2 separate regions of the Homo sapiens genome follow, and region 1 is linked to region 2. The links are chromatin loops, found by intact Hi-C in ENCODE. Cell type or tissue: PC-3. All regions are shown on one strand. Region 1 overlaps ST3GAL4 (ST3 beta-galactoside alpha-2,3-sialyltransferase 4). Region 2 overlaps KIRREL3 (kirre like nephrin family adhesion molecule 3).

Region 1 (8,000 bases), 55 kb after region 2:
ACAATCTGGCGATTGCATTTCCGGGCACAGCCCCGAGTAACCCTCCCTTGTACGGGACACCCCATTCAAGCATGTTTATTAGCAGTGTTACAATAGCAAAAAATGGAAACAACTTAACTATCGTCAGGAGAGGGATGGCTACATAAGCTGTGCTACATTCACGCAACTGAATATTATATAGCCATGTCAACTGAAGAAATTAATCCATACAGGTCAACTGGGATCAATGTGAAAACATAACATTAACTTTTTAAAGTGTTGCAAATAGATAAAGGATGAATCAGAAAACAGCACTAAGTTTGTGTATATTTGTAAATAGTGCGTGCTTATGTGTATGATGAAAGAATAGGCCAGGCGCGGTGGCTCACGCCTATAATCCCAGCACTTTGGGAGGCCACGGTGGGCGGATCATGAGGTCAGGAGTTTGAGACCAGCCTGGCCAACATGGTGAAACCCCGTCTCTACTAAAAATACAAAAATTAGACAGGCGTGATGGCGTGCGTCTGTAATCCCAGCTATTCAGGAGGCTGAGGCAGGAAAATCACTTGGATCTGGGAGGCAGAGATTGCAGTGAGCCGAGATCGCGCCACTGCACTCCAGCCTGGGCAACAGAGTGAGACTCCATCTCAAAAAAAAAAAAAAAAAAAGGAATGTGGGGAAGAATAGAATAGATCATAGTAGCACATCTTTAGTTCTATACTTGTAATATTTTATTTCTTAAAGGAAAAAATATCTAATATGGGATAAGGTTCACACTTGATAAATCTGGCTGATTATCACATGGAGGTCTGTTATATTAATTTTTACATATTTGAAATATTTTCATATAAAAAAAAGAACGAGGGCCAGGCACAGTGGTTCACACCAGTAATCCCAGCACTTTGGGAGGCCAAGGCAGGTAGATTGATTGAGTTCAGGAGCTCGAGACCTGCCTGACCAAAATGGTCTCTACTAAAAAATACAAAAATTAGCCGAGCGTGGTGGCACATGTCTGTAGTCCCAGCAAATCGGGAGGCTGAGGCAGGAGAATTGCTTGAACCCGGGATGCAGAGGTTGCAGTGAGCCGAGATCGTGCCACTGCACTCCAGCCTGGGTGACAGAGCGAGTCTCCATTTCAAGGAAAAAAAAAAAAAGGAATGGAGATTGAAGAAATATAAATTCAGAAGCTAAATAATGAAAGATTAATACACTCACATAAAGTTTAAGTGAGATACAGAGAGCAAGTGAGCAAGCTCATACTTAAAAGAGTAAAAAACTAAGAAGTGCATTTGCAAGATGTACATATATTAACTTATCAGTTAATTCCCTTAGCCTATAACATACTCATGCAAGTCTACCCCCCACTCCCCAAACAATGAAGGAACATAATTTAAAAATAAGCTAAGGCTATGAATATATACTTTACTGTAGAGAAATATAAATGGCACATAAGACATTTATCTACATTTAAAACTTCCGGTGTGGTTGAGATACCATTTTTCACAAATAGTAACAGCAAAAAACAAGGGTCCTGAGCTACACAGTGCTGGGGGAGTGTGGGAAGCAGGACCTCTCACAGATGTATGCTGGAAGTGAAAACCAGGCCACCTTCTGGGAAGACATTTCACAATATTTATCAAAATACCCTTTACCCCGGGGCTTCCGTGCCAGAAGCTTATTCCACAGAAAAGTTTCCTATATTTGCAAAGAGACTTGTCTGTTAGGATCTTTACTGCAGCACTTTTTCTAACAGCATAAGATGGAAACATGAAATCTATGCACAGGCACCTGTTTTAAAAAATTAGGCACACACAACGAAACACTATGCAGCTGTGAAAAATAGGATGCAAATCGATGCATGCTGATGTCAACTGATCTCCAAAGCATAATATTAAGATGTAAAAGGCAGGTGTAAAACAGTGATCTCCAAATGCACTTTCACAAAAGAATTACATGCATATTCAGATACATCTTATGTGAATAGAGTACTCAGAAGGATGCAAAACAAGGCTATTGCCTCTCAAGAGGGCGGGTGGGAGAGTGACTTTCTCTCATATTCCCATTTGTACTGCTTAACTGTTTCAAACTGATGAGTGTGATACATTTTGAAGTAATAATTTGATTAAAATAAAAAAAAGGAAGAAGAAAAAATAAGGAATGTAAATGTTGAAGTCTCACACTTGGACCTGAATTCTGGACCAACCATCACTTCTGGGAGTGTGAATGACCTTTCCGGGTCTCAGGTTTTCCACTGGGTAAATAGGGATTTTAAAAAATGGCACTATCAGCCAGCACGGTGGCTCATGCCTATAGTCCCAGCACTTTGGGAGGCCAGGCGAGCGGATCACCTGAGGTCAGGAGATCGAGACCAGCCTGGCCAACATGGGGAAACCCTATCTTTACTAAAAATACAAAAATTAGCAGGGCGTGGTGGCACACACGTGTAATCCCAGCTACTCGGGAGGCTGAGGCATGAGAATCGCTTGAATCCAGGAGGCCGAGGTTGCAGTGAGCCGAGATCACACCACTGTGCTCCAGCCTGGGCGACAAGAGTAAAACTCTGCCTCCCCCCCCCAAAAAAAAGAGAGAGAGAGAAAGAAAAAGGCACTATCTTGAAGGGAGGTTGCTTGAGCAAACAACGTACCTCCAAAGACAATTACTGAAATGGAAGCAGCTGATCTCAAGCCCTAGAACACGCATCACCTGTGCCTCTCACTGACTAGCCCTACTTGCCCTCCTTGTGTCCTACCCTGAGGACAGAAACAGCAGGTGGCAGAGCACCAGCCACAGTATGCACCCTGGGCAATCACGGCCTGGCCAGGGTGGCAAGTGAGGCTGGGCTCCAGCCCTCCCCCTACTTGCCAAACTGTATGCTCTGGTGCAGGGCTTCTCCAACGGGGTGGGGGAGGGGTGTGTGTGTTACCGTTCCTAATTTACAGGAAAGTGCTGTAGAGATTAGCAGCAACACCATTCAGAGCAGCTAACTTCCTCCTCTCCTCTCCAAGTTAAAACAGTGGGGTGCAAAGATCTGAGCGTGCAAAGGCCTGGGCATCGCCAGAAGCACCCCAGGGGAAGCTGGCAGAGCCACCCACCAGTGTTTGTCTTTCTCCATGCCATTTCCCCTGTACTCACAAGGATACCCTTCTCATGAGCAGGTGTGGCTTCTGTAGAGCTGGCTCCAGCCACCTTTTGTCCAGCTGTACCCACTTCCTAATTCCGGCACAGCTGGCCAGCCCTCTCTAAAGTGAGGTCACCCACAGGACTAACCTGTGTCCCAGGAGAGCCACGGAGGTCACATCACTCCTTCCCTACTTGTTCCACAGAAGGGCTGACGGAATAATACCCCTGTCCCAGCGCAGGCTGGGGACCCCAAGGCCTCCCCAGACTGTGAGGCTGGACAAGTCAGCAGAAACAGGAGCCACAGGGCCTGAGGGCCGACTGCGAGCAGGTGACTGACTTGGACACTGTGGCATGGCAGAATCTGGGATTTCTTTTTAGTAGAGATGGGGTTTCACCATATTGGCCAGGCTGGTCACTGACTCCTGATGTCAGGTAATCCTGTCTCAGCCTCCCCAAGTGCTGGGATTACAGGCATGAGCCACCACACCTGGCCCTGGATTCACTTTTAAAAATCATCCCTGGGGCTGTGCTGCAGGTGCTGTGCATAATCTTTTTTTTTTTTTTTGTGAGACAGTCTCACTCTGTGGTCCAGACTGGAGTTCAGTGGCGTGATCTTGGCTCACTGCAACCTCCACCTCCTGAATTCAAAGGATTCTCCTGCTCAGCCTCCCAAGTAGCTGGGATCACAGGCGCGCGCCATTATGTCCAGCTAATTGTTGTACTTTTAGTAGAGATGGGGTTTCACCATGTTGACCAGGCTGGTCTCAAAATCCTGACCTCAAGTGATCCACCTGCCTTGGCCTCCCAAAGTGCTGGGATTACTGGTGTGAGCCACCACACCCGGCCTGCTATGCATAATCTTATTGAAGTTTTCAACCAATGGATGTGGGATTACTCTTTCATTCTCATTTACAGATGGGGAAACTGAGGCACAGAGCAAATACATTAAGGGTCCCAAGATCAGAGAGCTCAAAAATGGTGGAACCAGGATTTAAAATTCAGCCAGAACTACTTTTAATCCCTACACTCTATGCACCTCAGATCTTCAGAGTCCTCGTCTTTTAAATGGGGGTAACAGCAGCAAGTCCTCAGAGGTGTCCTGAGCCTCAAAACACATCCTGGTTTGTAACGTCCGCAGCCTCAGCAGGGGCTAGGCACAGAACAAGCATTCAGGACCTGGAAGGTACCAGCGACACCTGGTCCTCCCTTCCCAGGCACAAGGCAGCCCCTCTCCATTCAAGCTCTGCCCCAGCCCAGCAAAGAGAGGGGTCCTCAGCCACTGCCCCCACCACTACCACAATCATACTCACCTCTCCTGGTCCATACGTGACAAAGGACCTGCCACGGCCAGGGAGACAGGCAGAGGCACTGCCACTCCCACTCTGCCCTGCCCTCGACTCAGATTCACCCATGGCCCAGCCTCAGGAGACGCTGCTGGGGTGTGGTGGCATGCAGAAGGGGAGGGGGAGGAGGCCTCTAGGGAGGTGGCTTTCCATCTGTCTGTCTGGGTGTAGCACCTCCTGGAGTTGGTGCCAGGCCCTGACCAGTTCCGCCCCATTCAGCCTTCCCAGAAGGGCTGGCACACGGATCCCTCAGCCTGACCAGACACCAGCCTCCTGTCATGAGCGGTGCTCCATCTCCACCACGGTGCCCCCTACAGGCAGGCCCCCCACACCTGAGCAGAGTCCACTTCCAGAACAGTGCTCCCTCTGCAGATGACACACTCTATCCAAACCCAGTACCCCAAAATCCCCAAGCAGGGACAGCAAAGGCAACGTTCAGCCCTGCAGGTGCCACAAATTCCAGCCCTGCCCCACAGTACAGCCTCTGAATTCAGGCTCTCGGCTCTGCTTTTAAGAGTTTTGGAGCAGTGGTTTCTGCGCTCACCCTGCCTCCTCCCGGAAGGAACCCTCACTCGGCAGACCTTGCACTCCCGCCTCCCCTCACCAGAACATCTGCTGGGCACTGAGACGGACACCATGGTCAGCCTGGTGCTTGATGAACAAGGATGTTTCCAGACCTGTGCAGCTGAGGGTTCGAGGGTCCACACCTGAAGTCTCATTAGGAGCCAGCAGGGTTAAAGGGGCTGAGCGAGTGAGAGGCAGACTCGCCAGAGGGGAGGGCCCTGCACACGGGAAGGAGAGTGGAACAGGGCCCCCAGATGAGGACTCAATGAAGACGTGGGAAGCGGGGTGAGGAAAGCAAGCCCCACCCCTCCCCATGTCAGTAACCTACACAGGCTTCTCCAGCACAAACACATTGGTCCCTACTCAGACACCCGGGAACCAGATCACACAGACACAGGCATGCGCACACACACACCCAGCTCTCAGTCCTCCTCCTCTCTGCACGCCCCCACCACCCCATGCCCACATACAGCTTCCAGGGCTTGAGGGGCTCCCCCAGCCAGGGCACTCTCTTCCTCCATTCCTCAGGGCTGGCCGTGGGCCGGGCTCAGCTACAGCAGCTGCTGCTGCTTTACCTCCCCCAGGCCCACTGGGTTCCTCCCACCCCAGCTCTGGCTCGTATAGACTTTGTTTGTCAGCTTGCAGGTCCCTGGGAGCTATCACCAGGCAGCCCGGAGCCTCTAAGGGGCAGGGAGTGGCTGTGCCAGCCCTCAGGAACCTCGTTCCTCCAAAGTCACGGAAAGGGGAATCCTGGGCTCCTCGCCCTCTGCCCAGCCAGGCTCAGCTCCCAGAAAGATTCTGGCACCTGAGAGGAGACCCAGCCACGCCTATGAGCCCCACAGGTGTGTCCCCAGCAGGCCTGGAGAGTGTCCCAGGGCAGCCTGTGGCCATTTGGCCGAGGGTACTGCAGAGCCTGCTGCCCCATGGAGGGCACTTCCTGGCCCGGCGCCCACACAACACACACTCACTGTCCTCTGGGCCCGTCTCAGCCTCTCTGCACCTGTGCCCAGTCCCAGTGACAGGGACTGTCCTCTCAGCCCACCCGGCACCCAAATCCAGGAACCTGCAAGGCCTTCCTCCAGCTGCCCCACCAGCCTGCTCACACTTTCTGGGCTCAAGCCCTGAGGCTTTAGCAATTTCAGGGTCATCTGCACCCATAACTGGGAGGGTGATGGGAGGGACAGATACCGGCCTGTCAGGGCCTGGTCACTACCTGGGGACAGAGGATTCCAGAGCCTACAACTGGTTCAACAGGTCTGGGCTATGGCCCACACCCACCTCTGCACACAGAAGCCAGCCCAGGGTCCCATGGAATATCCCAGGGCAGAGACACTAAATCAACTGAAGGCGATGCCAGGGGTCATGCCAAGTGCCTGAACTCTGGCTTCTCCATCATCTGTGAGGCCCCAACACCATGCCCTGCGTAATCTAAGGTCCTGGCCAGCGCCTCCTCCTCCTCCCAGCCCTGAGGAACCATCCTTGTCCTCAAGGTGGAAGAGCTCGGCCCTCAGTCCCCTGCAGCCTGGGATGAGCCCCACCCTCAGGGCTGGTGCACAACCAGAGGCTCTTCCCAAGGAAGCCTGGTGCCAGAAAACCCACACACTGAGGCACAGGCCAGACACAGAGCCTGGGAACACCCAGGAGAGCATGTCCCCCAGGGTCCCAGCCCCAACCGAAGCTGGGAGAGCCCAGAACCACCCGCCACCCAGTCCTCCTGGCCGCCCCTGCATGGCTGTTTCCTCCTGCCCAGGAGGAGCTGAAGGGATCTCAGCCCAGGACGTGATCCTCCCACCCCCACCCCCGAGAACACACCCAGGACTGGCAGCTCACCTGACCCTGCAGGGCTGCCAGTCCAGCTGTGCCCCAAAGAGAACATTCACTTCTTGCTCTATTTGGACAGCTGCAGGGTCAGCGATGCTCAGGAGAGAACGTCTGGTCACAGAGTGGGGAGTGCGGTGATCAGGGCCACAGGCCCTCTGATGGGGGTGGGCCAAGGCCAGAGCTGCATCCCTGGATGAGTGGGCTGAGAGGGGGCCCGGGACCAGCCTGGCAGGGCACAGGGAAAGGCTGCAGTTATTCTGCCCTCCTGAGCACAAGAGGAGTGGTCAGAGGGATTCTGGAACCAGGGCTGGGGCCTGGGGGAAGGCAATGGAAGCCAGGAGTGAGGGAGGAAATGGATTCCCCTTTTAATGGCATTTATTCAGTTACAGGCTGCGGCCAAGGAACAGCCTCCCACATCCAGCCCAACACCTGACCTCACCTCACCCCAGACAGGTCCCACGGCCCCTCCTCAGCCTATCCAGGACTGGTGGGAAAGGTCCAAAGAAAAGAAGACAAAGCATCCACAAGCAGAAGTCGGTGGCTGGACTCCACCCTCCCCTCCCCAGGAAGCAGGAGGCAGAACTGGGAGGTCAAGACCAGCACTTCCCCCTCCTGCTCCCACCCTCTCCTCCTCTCTGGCCCTCGTCTCCTGCCCTCTCCTCCCGGTCCCTGTGTCCTTTCCAGCCATCCCATCCTGGTGTCTCCTGGTCCCCATCTCCACCTCCTCCTCCTTTCCTCCTCTGCCCACAGCCCCTGGTTATGTAAGGGGCTTGGGAACACACAGAGGGAGCTTTGTTGTCAAACCAAATCCATATGGAGCCGGAATGGGCCAGCGCAGCTGTTCCCCATTCCCTCTGCCTTGGCAGGGTTGGGACTCCGGGCAGGGAGCCCCTGCACCCCGCCATTTTGGGAGATGGGGGACAAACACTTGCCCCAGGGCCGCCAGGCAGCTGAATGAGTGGTCAGGGATCAGTCTCCACTGTGTGGAACCACAGCAGGGGACCAGCTGGTCCCTAAGGCAGAACAAAGCCACAGTACAAAGCGAGGGTCACAAAGCCAACAGAGGCAAGCTCTGGGCTGGGGCAGGGCGACACGGTGCCGGGCCTGGGAGGGTGGGGAGTGTATCCAGACCCTCACACAGAACACTGTTGTGTGCTCACCTCAATGGGGTCT
Region 2 (8,000 bases):
GGCCTGACACTGTTAAAATTAACACAGTGGAGTGTTTAGTTTTACGAGGGAGGAAACCACAGCCTAGATGTGAGAAGGGATGACGTCTCTATACTTAAGCTTAATCATGTGTGTCCTTCATCCCAAACGGGACCTTGAATTCTCTCCCATCGGCAAACATTCTGTTTGCCTCAGACTGTCTCCACATCCCTTAGTCCAAATCCACAGGCAAGAGTGGGGGCAGCTCAGTGTCAGGTGGGAGCAGAAGGGACTTGCTGAGGGCTCTGGGCTAAGCCACCCCTTGAGGATATCGTCATTCTCGCATTCCCTTCACCTCCTGGCCCCAAGACAGCCCCATCTGCAAGAAGGGGCAGACTTAGAAGTTGAATCTGATGGGAAAGAAGGTCTCCAGTCCAGACAGTGCCAGAGCATTTACTGGAAAAATGAACCGCATGGTCTCCTTAGTGAGGAGGCAGCCGGGTGGCCGCACTTTGGCTGATTCTACAGGGCTCCAAAAAGAAACGAGGAAAGCAGGTTGCAAGGGAGAAGAAACATCCCGGCCCAGAGAGTAGGAGGGAACCTACTACCTATACCGTGCAACTAGCAGAGACACATGGCAAGCCTCTCGTGTGTCACAGGTTAAGCATCACTGTGGTTATTCAGATTAATTCATATGCCCACTGTGTGTGGAGTATGCTTTTTCATCTTATGTCTAATAATTTTGTTAATTTTCAGTAATTTAGAGCTAAGCCACTTTGCCTATTCATTCAACATATACATACCATTTGAAGCAGCTCTATTGTATATCAGGCACTGTGCTAGGCATTGGCAAATCAAATAATTAAGAGATTCCATCCCAAAAGCAGGCAAGGTCAGTGACCACAACATGCAAAGCACTGAACCAGGTGTGGGAGGACCCAGAGACAAGCAGGAAGTGATCCTTGCCCTCAGGCTGTTTGGCATCTCTAAGGAAGTTAACTTTTCATGAGAATAACAGGTGTGGCCCATGTCGCCAGCATCTCACAGATGGTTATTCCTTGTGACTCCCTAAGGCCTGCACTAGGCCTGCACGCTGGAAAAGAAACTGCCCTAAGGAGCCTTGCCATGCCCAGTGACTGACATTCTGAAATTATTTATCTACAAGTCCATCTCCCTGATGAGCAGAGCTGTATCTTAATGTACGTTAATCTGTGGATCTCTGGTCCTTAGCAGAGCAACTGGCCGGCATTTTACAATAAACGTTCAGTCAATGGAATTGAATCAGCCATGGGAGATCTCTGGTGATGCCCTCGCCCAAGCGAGGAAAGTATGGCCTCGGATACCTGCCCCTCGCCTCCCCTAACTGCCCCTCACCTCACCTACTCACCCACCCCCCTCAACTGCTTCCCTGTCTCCTAGGATGGGGCTCCAGGAACTCATCTTGACTCTTTCACATGGTCCAGGCAGTGAGGGGTGGTGGGGGTTATACAGGGCAATCTTTTGAGTTTCTGATCTCATCTTTTCCTTGGGGGAAGTGGAGGTTTAGCCACCTCCTATCTACTGAGCAGCCTTTTTTGGGTTGCAGATGGACCGGGGTGAATTCCAGCAAGACTCAGTCCTGAAACAGCTGGAGGTCCTCAAAGAAGAGGAGAAAGAGTTTCAGAACCTGAAGGTAAGAAGGGCCCCGGGTTATAAGACACAGCCATGGAATCTGGTCTTTAGCTCTGATGGCCCAAACCCCAAATCTATACAACAAATGACAGCAAGTCAGAGAAGAAAAGGTCAGAGGCCAGCTTGGTGGCAGGTGCCCGTCCCTGCCTAAGGCACCTCCTCTCCCTACCCCAACGCTGAGGAGGCTGAGAGAGCTAAGGCTGAGACTCCCCAGTTCTCTTCCACAGCCTCCTCACATGTAGATTCAAAATGAAGCATCCATGTTCTGGATAAAAACAATTAAAAAGCCTGACTTTCAAATGACCCTGCATTGCCCTGACATAAACCCAGTCAAGAGCCTCTGCTTCCCTCCTTCGGCCCTCAGCCCTCACCCTTGCCGTCCCTCCCCTCCTGGGGTCCGCAGTCCCCCTTCTGCCATCTCCTGTTCAGTGTCCTTCTTCCCCTGCACCTTCCCTGCAGCTGTTCACCCCTGAGTTTGCTCCCTACCAGGTTGCTCCCTTCCTCCTGTTTTCCCTCTTCCCTCCCCGCATAAGGGGACGGGCTCAGCCTGGAAACCCCAGCCACGCTCAGTGGAGACTCCACCAGGTGACGCTCCTCTTCCTCTCGCCCATCCAGGACCCCACCAATGGCTACTACAGCGTCAACACCTTCAAAGAGCACCACTCAACCCCGACCATCTCCCTCTCCAGCTGCCAGCCCGACCTGCGTCCTGCGGGCAAGCAGCGTGTGCCCACAGGCATGTCCTTCACCAACATCTACAGCACCCTGAGCGGCCAGGGCCGCCTCTACGACTACGGGCAGCGGTTTGTGCTGGGCATGGGCAGCTCGTCCATCGAGCTTTGTGAGCGGGAGTTCCAGAGAGGCTCCCTCAGCGACAGCAGCTCCTTCCTGGACACGCAGTGTGACAGCAGCGTCAGCAGCAGCGGCAAGCAGGATGGCTATGTGCAGTTCGACAAGGCCAGCAAGGCTTCTGCTTCCTCCTCCCACCACTCCCAGTCCTCGTCCCAGAACTCTGACCCCAGTCGACCCCTGCAGCGGCGGATGCAGACTCACGTCTAAGGATCACACACCGCGGGTGGGGACGGGCCAGGGAAGAGGTCAGGGCACGTTCTGGTTGTCCAGGGACGAGGGGTACTTTGCAGAGGACACCAGAATTGGCCACTTCCAGGACAGCCTCCCAGCGCCTCTGCCACTGCCTTCCTTCGAAGCTCTGATCAAGCACAAATCTGGGTCCCCAGGTGCTGTGTGCCAGAGGTGGGCGGGTGGGGAGACAGACAGAGGCTGCGGCTGAGTGCGCTGTGCTTAGTGCTGGACACCCGTGTCCCCGGCCCTTTCCTGGAGGCCCCTCTACCACCTGCTCTGCCCACAGGCACAAGTGGCAGCTATAACTCTGCTTTCATGAAACTGCGGTCCACTCTCTGGTCTCTCTGTGGGCTCTACCCCTCGCTGACCAGAAGCTCTACCTACCCCTGTGCCTGTGCTCCCATACAGCCCTGGGGAGAAGGGGATGACGTCTTCCCAGCACTGAGCTGCCCCAGAAACCCCGGCTCCCCACTGCTGCTCATAGCCCATACCCTGGAGGCTGACAAGCCAGAAATGGCCTTGGCTAAAGGAGCCTCTCTCTCACCAGGCTGGCCGGGAGCCCACCCCCAATTTGTTTGGTGTTTTGTGTCCATACTCTTGCAGTTCTGTCCTTGGACTTGATGCCGCTGAACTCTGCGGTGGGACCGGTCCGGTCAGAGCCTGGTGTACTGGGGGGAGGGAGGGAGGAGGGAGCCTGTGCTGACGGAGCACCTCGCCGGGTGTGCCCCTCCTGGGCTGTGTGACCCCAGCCTCCCCACCCACCTCCTGCTTTGTGTACTCCTCCCCTCCCCCTCAGCACAATCGGAGTTCATATAAGAAGTGCGGGAGCTTCTCTGGTCAGGGTTCTCTGAACACTTATGGAGAGAGTGCTTCCTGGGAAGTGTGGCGTTTGAAGGGGCTGGAGGGCAGGTCTTTAAGATGGCGAGACTGCCCTTCTCAGCTGATAAACACAAGAACGGCGATCCTGTCTTCAGTAAGGCTCCACGAGAAGAGAGGAAGTATATCTACACCTCAACCCTCCTAGTCACCACCTGAAATAAATGTTAGGGACACTACTCCAACATGTTTGTTCTGTTCTTTTGTTCCTACAAAGCCACAGGAAGAACCCAAGAGCTCATAGAATGCGTTGGGAACCCAAGGTTCTCTGCCCTCCTTTGATTCAATCTTCCTAGACAATAAAGGCAGTTGATAGCTCTGATTGTGGTGGCAATTAAACCTACAGGCTGACTCCTCTCCCCTGTGGGTGGATTCAATCCAGAGGACGTGTGGGACTCACCAGCCACCTGACTCAGCCAAATATAGCTCAGAGGCAGAGTGGTCACACTAGATACTGGCCAGGCCATTCTGGACCCTTCCTCTCAGCAATATTCTGAAGGCAAAGTTCCCTCCTCTAGAGGTTCAGAGAACAAGACCCGCTGGAAAGAGTCTAGACCACCAGGCACCCTAACATTTTAATATACAACTCAAATAGTGTTCTAAGAAGGGCCTCGCTTGTGGGTAAGTTTGATGTGGTCATGGCAGATGGGGTGGATAAACAGGGGCAAGTTAGAGTGCTCGTTGAGGGAGTGGGATTCAAATGGAACTTTAAAGAACCCAAATTGTCCCTAAGGTGGCTTGGAGGTTCCTTGTCAGTTTTAAACCTTTCTTCTCCAACCTTCCCTGGTAGTTCTTACCCATCATGGGAACCTTCATCACACCAGTTTGTGCTTCTTTCCAGACACTGATTCCTTGGATGGTCCCAATCCACAGATTCTATACACAGCCTACACAGCTCCTCCACTCAGAGGAATTTTCTGCTTCGATCATATTTCCAAGTGCTTCGAAATTTCCCAGAAACCTGGCTATCTTCCTTTGTAGCCCCTAAGCCTGAGGGAGTAAAAACTGATCAGAAATGTTAAGTGTATGTCCACAGCCCACATTCTGCTGCTGGTACCATGCTGGCCTAGCATAGACATCAGGATGCTGGCCCCTGCCCTCTCTAGGTTAATCTCAGCAAGCTTGCTTGCTTTCTTTCCATATATGTTTTCCATTGGCTAACAGAGAATAAGGATCCAAGACCATATGCACAATGCCTTGGTGTGCTGGAATAAGGAAAAGATGACTTTAGAGGATCTGTTCATTTACTTCTCTTATTTCTCTTGGTCTTCCCACCTTGGATATGCGTAGACCATTTACCTCCTAGTCCTCAGCACAGCTGACCCTGCCCCTTGCTCCTGCTACACACACACACACACACACACACACACACACACACACACAGAGTGTGCACTAATAGGGTGGAGGTGCCCATTCTTCCATTCTTTCCTGGAAACCAAAATTATAAACGAGAAGAATGGGGAAGAAATATGTTCTATAAAATAAGCCCTTTGTCCTGTCCCTCGGCACACCCAGGGTAAGAATATGGACTGAGCAGAGCGCACCGGGGCAGCTGCAAACACTAGGCTGCACGGTGCCCAACCCTCTTAGCACTGTCCAATGCCCAATGCAGCAAAGAATAGCCCAAGGGATAGGAGGTCACAAGGATGATCTTTGTGAGAGACAAGAGCATGGAGGGAAAAAATGAGGGGGATCTGGAGGACTCTGGGGCATTGAGAAGCCTGAACTGAGCTGAGTACATCCCTCAGCTGTCTCCAGCACTATCTATTTCTCACAAATGAGTGGGGGTGCAGAAAAGCTGGTGAAGGGAGGTGCTGAAAAACAAAGGCAGTGGGAAGCCCCGAATTCCCCCATAGGTGATTTCACATTAAATAAAATGAGTGCTCTACATTTGTAATCTTATTTAATGCTCACAATTCTACGAAGTATCACCATTTTACAGATGTGGGTTGAGGCTTAAAGAAGCCAGAAAACTTGCCCAGCGTCAAGCGCTAACGAGTGACAAACATGAGCTTTATACACACATTCATCCTAGAATGTCGCTGGAAGTGGCTGATGGTAAAGGCCATCTGCTAGCATGCGCTCTGGGGCAGGCCGGGCGAGGACAAGCACAGCTCCATTAGGAAGGCAAGACTGTGCTAGCATGCGCTCTGGGGCAGGCCGGGCGAGGACAAGCACAGCTCCATTAGGAAGGCAAGACTGGCGTCCTCCACCCTAAGTCCCCAAATGACCCGGAAAGACCACAAAGCCCTGGGAAACAAAGCTCTTCTGTGTATCAAATCACCCCCACCTCTACCAAGGACGGCAGCCAGTCTTCCGATAGCTTTAAACTTCATTACTGGCTCAGAGTCACTGGACGGAGGCCCAGTCTCTAATTCTCAGGTTCAAGATCAGTCGGCCAAGGCCAGGGTTATTTCCACCACCTCTTCCACTTTCAGGGAATAGGAAGTACTTTCACGTGAAGAGCAAAAATGTCACATCAAATCCATTTCTGACGAAGCCTTTTTGAACAAATTCTATAAAGCAAGAGGCCATGAAGCCGATTTTAAGTTTCCAGAATGGAAAGGAGCCAGGGAAATGAAAACAAACATGGTGCAGTCCTTGGGAGATTTCTTAGAACAAGAGAAAGGAGTCAACCAAAATTCCATTTCTCACTTCCTGGTTGGAGAGGAGTATGTGCTGCTTGGGTCATTTGCTATTATGGAATCAGAACCGAAGGCACAAGGTACATACACACACACACACACACACACACACACACACACGTTTGATTAGTTCTTCCCAGGTATTATGTGTGCGGTTTGTCCTGGCACCAGAAAAAAAAAAAAAAAAAGACAAAAGGGAGTCTTGAGATTAGTTTCTTCTCTGGGAGCTTTCTCTATAAAACACACTTTTTATTGAAATAAAAATATAAAAATGTAAATAAAGACTATCTTAATTTGCAAATAGATTTTTATTTTAAATGCTCCTTGGTGTGCACATCTAAAGAAACAAACACTTAGATGTAGACCAATGACAACTAAATCTTAAATTTCACTTCCCCTTTCAAAACGGCTTTTGAAAATCTCTTATCTAAGTTGTTCTTAGGAACTGTAACCACATACCAGCAATTTGCAGCTTTCAAATCAAAATTAGCAGCAGTCTCTGGGAGTCACTGATAAAGAGCTCATTCACTGATAGCCGCCTCTCATTTCCAGTGAGCCTCCAACCATCCTTTCCCCAACTCCTTATGTTTCAGTGTTCCTAACCAGGTCATAAACTGAGAAAAATTTTAAAAAATTTAAAAGCTCCTCTTCTTTCTAGAAATAAGGAATTGTTTTCCTGGCCAAGTCCATGTTTGCCGCAAAACCATTAATTCTTTCCCTCTCTAACCGCCATTCTTCCTTGGCCCTCCTCCCGTCCTCGCTAACAGCAAGTTCTTTGACATACACTGAAAGCTTTCATTACTACAAGCCCTATAAGTCTTCCTACTCCCACAGCCTCCATCTTTAAAAGGCCTTCTGTGAATATACACCATTCACAAGATACGTCATCAAATTGTCATCTACATCCCTGGTTATATTTATGCCTCTGCCAATATCTGCCTGCCACTCCATGTTCCCAGTGCTTTTCTCGGAAACAGTCCACTTAGCCCACCCACGGGGCTGAGACAGCCTCATCCCCTGAGTAGAGAGCTTCCTTGAGTTCCCTGATTGGAGAATACCAGACAAGAAATAGCATTTCTTTCCGCTGTTCCTTAACCTTACGGCCCTTGGCAATATCTTGGAATGCTGAAAACATTCAAAAAATGGTTCTTTGTAACTGTCTTCTTTATGGTGAATCTAAACTATTAATGCTCAAAAAGAAGGCTAGTGAGGTCTCAGGGAGTCCAGATGTTCCTGGAAATAACTGGAGTTTAACTAAATGGAGCTTATCTGAAATCTATACCCAGTTATGCAAGAGAAAAAGTACTATTCTGGATAGAAGCTGAATATAGGAAGGGATTCATCCCTCTGAAGATCACTTTCTTTTTTTTTTTTTTTTTTTTTTTTTTTGAGACAGACTCTCGCCCTATTGCCCAGGCTGGAGTGCAATGGCACGATCTCGTCTCACTGCAACCTCCACTTCCCGGGTTCAAACGATTCTCCTGCCTCAGCCTCCCGAGTAGCTGGGATTACAGGTGCCCACCACCATGGCCAGTTAATTTTTTTGTATTTTTAGTAGAGATGGGGGTTTCACCATGCTGGCCAGGCTGGTCTCGAACTCCTGACCTCAGGTGATCCACTCGCCTTGGCCTCCCAAAGTGCTGGGATTACAGGTGTGAGCCACTGGCCCCGGCCTGAAGATCACTTTCTATGAGACAAAGTCCAGGTGGACTAAGTTCAAGTTACCACTTTCACCTCCTTTGCAAGGAAAATAAAGGGCCAGGCTCT

The links. A loop is a pair of places that touch in the nucleus more often than their neighbours do. Peaks named below come from ENCODE experiments on the same cell type or tissue, not always from the same donor. Only the 100,000 strongest peaks of a DNase experiment are listed, where the experiment ranks them.
Region 1: a loop joins it to region 2, with 4 times the contacts of the local background. A loop is called at or near these places in 42 of 110 quality-filtered maps.

Annotation. Positions count from the first base shown.
Region 1 is chr11:126,363,811-126,371,810 of GRCh38, reverse strand. The region is part of intron 1 of ST3GAL4 (ST3 beta-galactoside alpha-2,3-sialyltransferase 4); the gene reads right to left. Among named protein-coding and RNA genes, the nearest start is that of ST3GAL4, 12 kb to the right of the region's middle. RefSeq lists an enhancer at 6,708-7,225. In PC-3, a CTCF peak has its summit at 4,758 (motif pointing left); no DNase peak of the experiment used is centred here; H3K27ac peaks cover 1,497 bases.
Region 2 is chr11:126,419,268-126,427,267 of GRCh38, reverse strand. KIRREL3 (kirre like nephrin family adhesion molecule 3) reads left to right here. Exons shown (of 17, transcript NM_032531.4): 16 at 1,544-1,630; 17 at 2,245-3,910. The coding sequence ends at 2,688. Among named protein-coding and RNA genes, the nearest start is that of ST3GAL4, 68 kb to the right of the region's middle. In PC-3, no CTCF peak of the experiment used is centred here; no DNase peak of the experiment used is centred here; H3K27ac peaks cover 567 bases.